2 separate regions of the Homo sapiens genome follow, and region 1 is linked to region 2. The links are chromatin contacts, found by Hi-C in ENCODE. All regions are on one chromosome and are shown on one strand. Each heading gives the region's core, a stretch centred on a gene start or an enhancer-like site at or near the end of the contact. The rest is flanking DNA. Distances are from core to core; before and after follow the strand shown.

Region 1 (3,706 bases), core at 958-3,457, 64 kb after region 2:
ATAACAACAACTCAGCACCTGCTCTCAAAGTGTTAAAGTGCCCAATGTTCTCACCAGAAGGAAATTTGCAGCATTCAGACATGTCACCTAGGATGAAAAATAGATTCAGTAAGGTTTTACATTCAAAGTTCAAAACTAACAAGGTTTGATTACACCCTGGACATCTGCAGCTTCAGCAACTGCAGGAAAGCAGTTGGTAAAATATCATTATGACGGTAATACAAGGTGTGAGTGGGTAAGAGAAAACCCACAGCATGATGTGGATTTTCTGTACAAATATAACAACACCTTAAGATTACAGAGATTACTCAAAAGAAATACTTTCCTTTCATTCTTTATTCTTTAATTCAGTAATTCAACATTTATTTGGTACCTATGGTATGTAAGACACTTTTCTAGGTACCAGAAATATGAAGCTGAATAAGATACATTCTTCAAAACCTAGTTCTTTAAAACCTAACATCCTATAGGGAAGAGTGATAGTTAATCATCATACACATTATAAATGCTGTGGTGGACATCTGAACAGAGAGTTTTGAGGGTTAAAGAATTCAAATAGTGATCAACTCCACTTTACAAAGTCAAAAAAGATAACAGAGGGAATTTCAGAACAGGAGAATTGCATGTAAGTATGCGTAAAAGTATGAATAAGACTGTGTTCTGAGAATTTTGAGTAGTTTAGTGTACCTGAAGGTTAAGGGCAGGAAGTGAGAGTAGATTAGAGCAAAAGAGAAATATGATGCCTATTAGTGATGTCAAGGGATATAGAATTGATCTATGCATTTCTTATGTTTTCTTTCTTTCTTTTTTTTTTTTTTTTGAGATGAATTTCACTCTTGTTGCTCAGCCTGGAGGGCAGTGGTGCAATCTCGGCTCACTGCAACCTCCGCCTCCCGAGTTCAAGCGATTCTCATGCCTCAGCCTCCCGAGTAGCTGAGATTACAGGCATACGTTACCAAGCCCAGCTAATTTTTTATATTTTTAGTAGAAATGGGGTTTCTCCATGTTGGTCAGGCTGGTCTTGGACTCCTGACCTCAGATGATCCACCCGCCTTAGCCTCCCAGAGTGTTGGGATTACAGGTGTGAACTACCGTGCCTGGCCAAGGATATACTTATATATTATTTGTGTAATAGATATAATCAAACAAATACATATAGAGTAGAATAGTTTAGAAAAGAAGTGAAAGAGCAAAAGGAAGACTACAAAGTATGGCAGACCCTAGACAAACCATAAATGAGAATAGACAAATAGAATGTGGTGGAAATTCTGACTTTTTCTAAACGAATATGAGAGTATTCTAAATGTAACCAAAGACAGAAATCAGTGAGTAGATTACCATAATACCAAAAGTACTTCAAAAAGGAGGAGATTGCAAGGTGGTGGCAGGAGATGGCATGGGGAGGATGCTAAGGGGCTTGGTTGGGTTAGAGTTGATAAAGGCAGAGTCAAATGGACTGGAGAGGTTTTTGTCTCTTCTTAGGTTGATGTTTCTCCCTTTGCCCTGCATTGCAGGTTGTTTCTTCCTCTGCCTCACTTAGTTTTGGATAAGTCCAGTATTTTCCTTTTTTCATCCTCAGTGTTACTCTTCTTTCACTTCTCCTGCCTTTATTCTTTTCACCCTAGCTTCTTTTGTTCTCTAAGGCCCAGTCAAGATGAAGCTTCCCGCAGCCAGCTTCTGTAGCACTTACTTTAAACCTCTCTCATAACATATGGTTTCCTGTGAACTCCATCAAGGCATAAAAGGTTTTAACTCTATATTTCCCAAACTGGTTTGTGTAGCAAGTCTTCAATACATGTGTGTTCAATGGAAGAAAGGAGGAAGAATAGGAAAAAGAAAAGAAAGCTTTTTCTCTCACAGCTGATTTTTCTATAGAATTAGAAATTTGATAGCAATATTGATATTAAATTTGAAAGCATTATTTTATAGCAATAACGCAATTGTATCTTTCCAGTCATCTTACCCCAGACATGTAGGATGTGAATCAGAGGTAATATATTTCTCCTTCTTAAAACAACAACTCCGAGACAATATGAGCTTTTTAAAAGAAGGGAACTATCTGAGAAACAAATGAACAAAGAGAAGGGGGATAAAATGGTGAGAAGAGTACTGCTTTGCTCTGGGAATCAGAAAACCCTACATTTCTGCCTTGACTTTGCACTAAGTAGCTGTCTTGAGTACTGCACTTCATATTTCTGAGTCACAGTTTCTTCTCTTGTAAAATGAGGAGTTTGGCTCAAAGTTCTCCAAATTGTTTGATTATGTGGCAGAAAGTAAAGAAGAAGAGAGTGCAGAGCTGTGACTCGTCATTTCCGGAGGGAAAGGAAAGCACAGAGGAATGTGTACTCTTGGTGTCCAGGTTCAGGCCTCCATCCTGATCACTAATTTTTGAGTTTGTCCCTTGAACTTTTACCTGTTTTCTTTTTATGAGACAAAACTTATATTTTAGATTCTGTCTTTGCAGTTTCTCCTCCTTCATACTGAAGCTGGCAATAGAAGACAGTGAGTGAGTAAGAAGTGTCTTAAACAAGAATGGCTGGAAACAGAGCTCTCTCCCAGGCAGGGTGGTAATGCCAGCAATTCAAAGAAACTAAGATGTGGCATCACAGGATGTCTCCAGTTTTTGGGGATCATGGACCCTCATATCTTGGCTTTCAAAAAGTGAATGGTAGGTGGCTGTTGACTGAGGCTTTCTTAGAAACATAATTTCATGAACTACTGGAAAGAGACAGGAACTTAGAGTCTACCCAGTGGAAAAAGAATAAATAAATAAATAAATAAATAATGCCCAAGAGCTTAAAAAAATGATAGCAAAGTTTACAAACTTGCCAGATAAGGGAACATACCACCAGTAAAATAATTCACTGAGAACTTTACTCAGGGGGTGGGGGGCAGGGGCAGGGTTTTTTTTTTTTTTTTTGAGACAGAGTCTTACTCTGTCAGCCATGCTGGAGTGCAGTGGCACAATCTCAGCTCACTGCAACCTCTGCCACCCAGGTTCAAGCGATTCTCCTGCCTCAGCCTCCCGAGTAGCTGGGATGACAGGCACCTGCCACCACGCCCAGCTAATTTTTGTATTTTTAGTAGAGACGGGGTTTCTCCATATTGGTCAGGCTGGTCTTGAACTCCTGACCTTGTGATCTACCTGTCTCAGCCTCCCCAAGTACTGGGATTACAGGTGTGAGCCACCGCGCCTGGCCAAGGGTCAGGGTTTTTAATGCTAGGAAGAGGAGGTCCTTGGTGGTTGGGTGAATGAAGGATTGAAAATTAGCACTCTAGATAAGGGAGAAGTGGTCTACAGATCTGTACACAGTTGGGCAAAATGAGCTCCATTGTCTTCAGTTAGGTTCAATAGAGTCTGGAGTACCCAGATCATTCAAGTCCATGGTCAAATCAGCTCCACTTGATTTGACTCAGTTATGATGAAACGGTACATAGTTTTGCTATTTTCTAGGTGAGTTTTCACATAAATGCAAAGTTTTCTTTTAATACAATCCAATCCCATCATTTTAGAGATGGGAAAACCAAGACAAGAAATGGAAAAACACTTGCCTAGTTTGAATGATTCCACATTTGTGTCAGAAATCAGCATTATTTTATCTTTGATGCTTGCCTGTTACTTGAGCTTGATAACTTTACAGCCCTGCCTCAGTTGAAGTCTTACCTCCTTTGTAAAAGGGGAACCTAGTTTGTAGTCTCCTTTTGT
Region 2 (3,780 bases), core at 931-3,430:
ACTTTGTGTACTCAAAGAAGCAGAGCTAAAGAAGGGATTGGGTTTACAAAAGATGCACTAGTGAGAATGCCTGTGGAGGATAATGAAAAAAAGAGCGGAAGAAGGGGGGCACTTCAGAGTGTAAGAAAAACTCTTGGCTGGGTGTGGTGGCTCATGCCTGTAATCCCAGCACTTTGGGAGGCCGAGGCGGGCAGACCACGAGGTCAAGAGATCGAGACCATCCTGATCAACATGGTGAAACCCCATCTCTACTAAAAATACAAAACTTAGCTGAGCATGGTAGTGTGTGCCGGGCGTGGTGGCTCACGCCTGTAATCCCAGCACTTTGGGAGGCCAAGGCGGGCAGACCATGAGGTCAAGAGATCGAGACCATCCTGAACAACATGGTGAAACCCCATCTCTACTAAAAATACAAAATTTAGCTGAGCATGGTAGTCCCAGCTTCTCGGGAGGCTGAGGCAGGAGAATCGCTTGAACCTGGGAGGCGGAGGTTGCAGTGAGGTGACATTGCACCACTGCACTCCAGTGTGGCGACAGAGCAAGACTCCATCAAAAAAAAAACAAAAAAAAAAAACCTCTCTCTGACAGCCATGAGGTAGAGGAGAAAAGAAGAGAATTCAATAGAAATAGTTTCAGATTGAAAGCCATTTCAAGGAAGATTTGTCCAGGCTAATGAGGCATTCTTGAGTCAAAAATCACGCATCAAAGATGTCCCATGTGCTGCCAGCACGGGCCTTGTTTGTAGCCCTACTAGGTTCAGTCCTTGGTTGGAAGCAGCCCAGAAGTGTGGCCTCAATAAATGTGACAGCAGAGTGAATCCAAGGAGCAGTGCATGAGGCTGCCATCAACTGTGCATTCCACTCTCTTAGCTCCCACACTCCGTACCACACATCTTTCATGATGGCCATTTTTTTTCTTGAACCAGAGGTTGTCCACAAGACAGTTCATCAGGAAATTGAGACACATTCTCTTAGCTTTCATTCATCTTGGCATAATATTTTTCACTCATCTATTACGCACACCTTTGAAAGAAAATGGCTTTCACCTGTATAGTTTTTATAGGGTAGAACCATCTAAGACACTTTCTTTCATGTACATTTATCCCATGACTAAAGCTTCTCCAGGAAAGTATTTGTAATGGTTATTTCTTGTAGGTTAATACAAAAATGATGCCCATTGACTGTGCAAAATTTGAAAACTACAGAAAAGTATAAAGAAGAAAATATTCTTTTCACTCCATAATTCAGAAATAATTACAATTAGGAGCTTATGAATTTTCTTTCTTTTCCTTTGCCTTTGTGATATGGAAAATCTACATTTTCCATACCATGGAAATACACTGCATAGATTGCTTTGCTTCTTCTATTAGATGATTTATTTTTGGTTTTAAAAATAATTTTTTACCTTGATTATGTAGAAGACATTAGTAAGAAAAGAAGAAAATTAGAGAATAAACTTGACCAATAAATATTCTCTGTATATACATACATATATATACACACATACACACATGCATACTTATATACATATTTATTATACATGTTACACTATAGTATATTTTATATATAGAGAGAAATATACACATATGAATATAAGTAAATATGTACATTATGTGCAATATATACATATACACATATACACATAAATGTGCATATATGCATACATATCTATATAAATATTATCACTCTATATTTATTCTCTCTCTTCTCATATTTCCCTCTCTATGTATACTCAGGGTCTTGATCTGGAAAAGAAGGATTTTTTTTTACTTTGAAAATATTTGTTGCAATTATTATAACAATACTAATGGTAATTCAGTTCCATGGGGAAAATTATTTATACTATTCAGAAGTAGAATATAAGAGATAACTGAAGAAGAATTCAGATGGATTAAATAAATCAGTAGCAGAGCAACAGAATAATGTACTAACTAACCAAAGACAGTGAAGGTTAGTTGTGTTTTCAGACTGAGGCTATTCCTGCAAGGTAGCACTTTAAATTTACCTCGTAGAAACTTGACACAGAGATGTTGCTGTAAACAAGACCTACTCAGGGGTCACCCCGTGGGGATTCCCCTGTAAAGATGCCCTGAGAATCATGTCCATCCCACAGAAGCATTTGATCAGTGCATCCACCCCCACATGCTTAAACGGTGCGCACGCCCCAGATTTCAAAATAAGCAGAGTTAACATTCTTGACTCCTGGCCCAAATGTGGATGCCCGCCATGAGCTCATGCCTTCCTTTGTGGGCTGGCATTCGCAGGGCTTATGTTATCCTGCTAACTGGACCAGGAAAGAGACACTGAGGGACATGTGCTGGAAACCATGCATACGTAGGACTCTGAGATTTTTGACTGCGCACAAATGTATTATGAATCTTTTTGAGAGTCAAAAGCAAAAATGTGGTCATAAATGTCAGGGAAATGGGTTAATTTGAGATCAGATCCTGGCTCTACCACTATCTGGCTGAATGATTAATGCAGAGTCACCAACTATCTCTTCCTGTGTGAAATGCAGTTAACCTAACTTGGCTATTTCCTAGGGTTTTTAGTAGTTATCTAAATAGGTAATGGACATAAAATATTTAGTAAGTGGCAAGCTGTATAAAAATTCTGGTTTTGAAGATGCAATATAAAGAGGAGAGATCTTTGTTTTATTTATCTTTATTTTCCTAAATCCCGTCTCAACACCAGGCATACCATAGGCATTTAATTAATGTTATTTCATTGAGTGGATGAATTGGGTTTGGGAGTTAGAGCTGGGTCCATTACAGGCCACAGCGGCTGATGGTTATTTCATCGTGTGATTGTAAGTTTGTTTCTTAAGCCGTCTGAGTCTTAGCTTCCTCACACATGAAATGGAGGTAATGACACCACTTGTTCTAGCCATCTACTTCGCATGACAGTTGAGATGTTGCAATGAGATACTGTCTGTGAAAGTGTTCTGTACGATAAACCACGATACAAAGCCTTGTTATTTTTAAGTCATTCTGATTTCTAAGATTTTTTTTCTAAGTAAATGATCTCTAAATTTCTTTTTAACTTTCAGTATGGCTAATTTTCAAAAAGAGAAATTGATAAATGTCTCTCTAGCCCCTCTTTTGTGAGCTGTGTTCCCTAGGTAAACACTATATTTCAAGAAGCTACACCCCCAAAAGAAATCATTTTGCCATAGGCTTTGAAATATACACATTGGGCTTTTGTTTCCTTGTCTCAATTGCATCTCCTTGCCTTCCAGAAATTGTGGCTTTTATGACTTCCTGATGATCAGTACCAAATCAACAAGGCACAAATTTGTGAATCTATGTCTGAAAGAGAGGTTCAGCAACAGCTGTCTTATGGGCTCAAACTAACCAAGGGAAGGTAAATAAGAATGCTTCATTTTATTATCTCCCACCTACACACATGCTTCATGAATACTGTAAACATATTCTTATTGCATCAGTCTTCATCAGGTTACCAGATATTTCAAACCAAAAGCCCAGTAGGCAAACTGATCATTACTAACTTGGGGTCACAGCCATGCCATAGTTATCCTTTTGTCTATGAAGTTGAAGATGATAAAAGGAAAAGAAGATCATTCTTGATTCTACTGGGATCTATTTGAGCATAGGAAATGGATTTTGTTGATCAACTTGTTACCAATGGCCCCTAGCACACTGATGGGGACACAGAGGAGGTCCTAAAAGAATATTCATGTTGAATCCATTAATCAGCTATCAAATCAATGAGTGCTATGTAGTCTTGTGAGAGAATCACACTGAAACCCCACTAGGAATTT

The links. Hi-C counts contacts between places; a loop is a spot of excess contacts on that map. Pooled maps may share reads with other maps.
Region 1: a pooled map shows a loop between it and region 2 (4-fold over the local background). The contact joins two enhancer-like sites. A Hi-C loop is called at or near these places in 2 of 37 single-sample maps with no recorded cell type and 6 of 50 pooled maps.

What each region holds. Positions count from the first base shown.
Region 1 is chr3:189,683,829-189,687,534 of GRCh38, forward strand. All of the region lies in intron 1 of TP63 (tumor protein p63), which reads left to right. Among named protein-coding and RNA genes, the nearest start is that of TP63, 54 kb to the left of the region's middle. Within about 2 kb of position 2,208, at least 5 of the 41 ENCODE cell types and tissues checked have a DNase peak (open chromatin) inside an H3K27ac peak, as active enhancers do.
Region 2 is chr3:189,619,956-189,623,735 of GRCh38, forward strand. It overlaps a transcript of TP63 not described here. Among named protein-coding and RNA genes, the nearest start is that of TP63, 9.5 kb to the right of the region's middle. Within about 2 kb of position 2,181, at least 2 of the 41 ENCODE cell types and tissues checked have a DNase peak (open chromatin) inside an H3K27ac peak, as active enhancers do.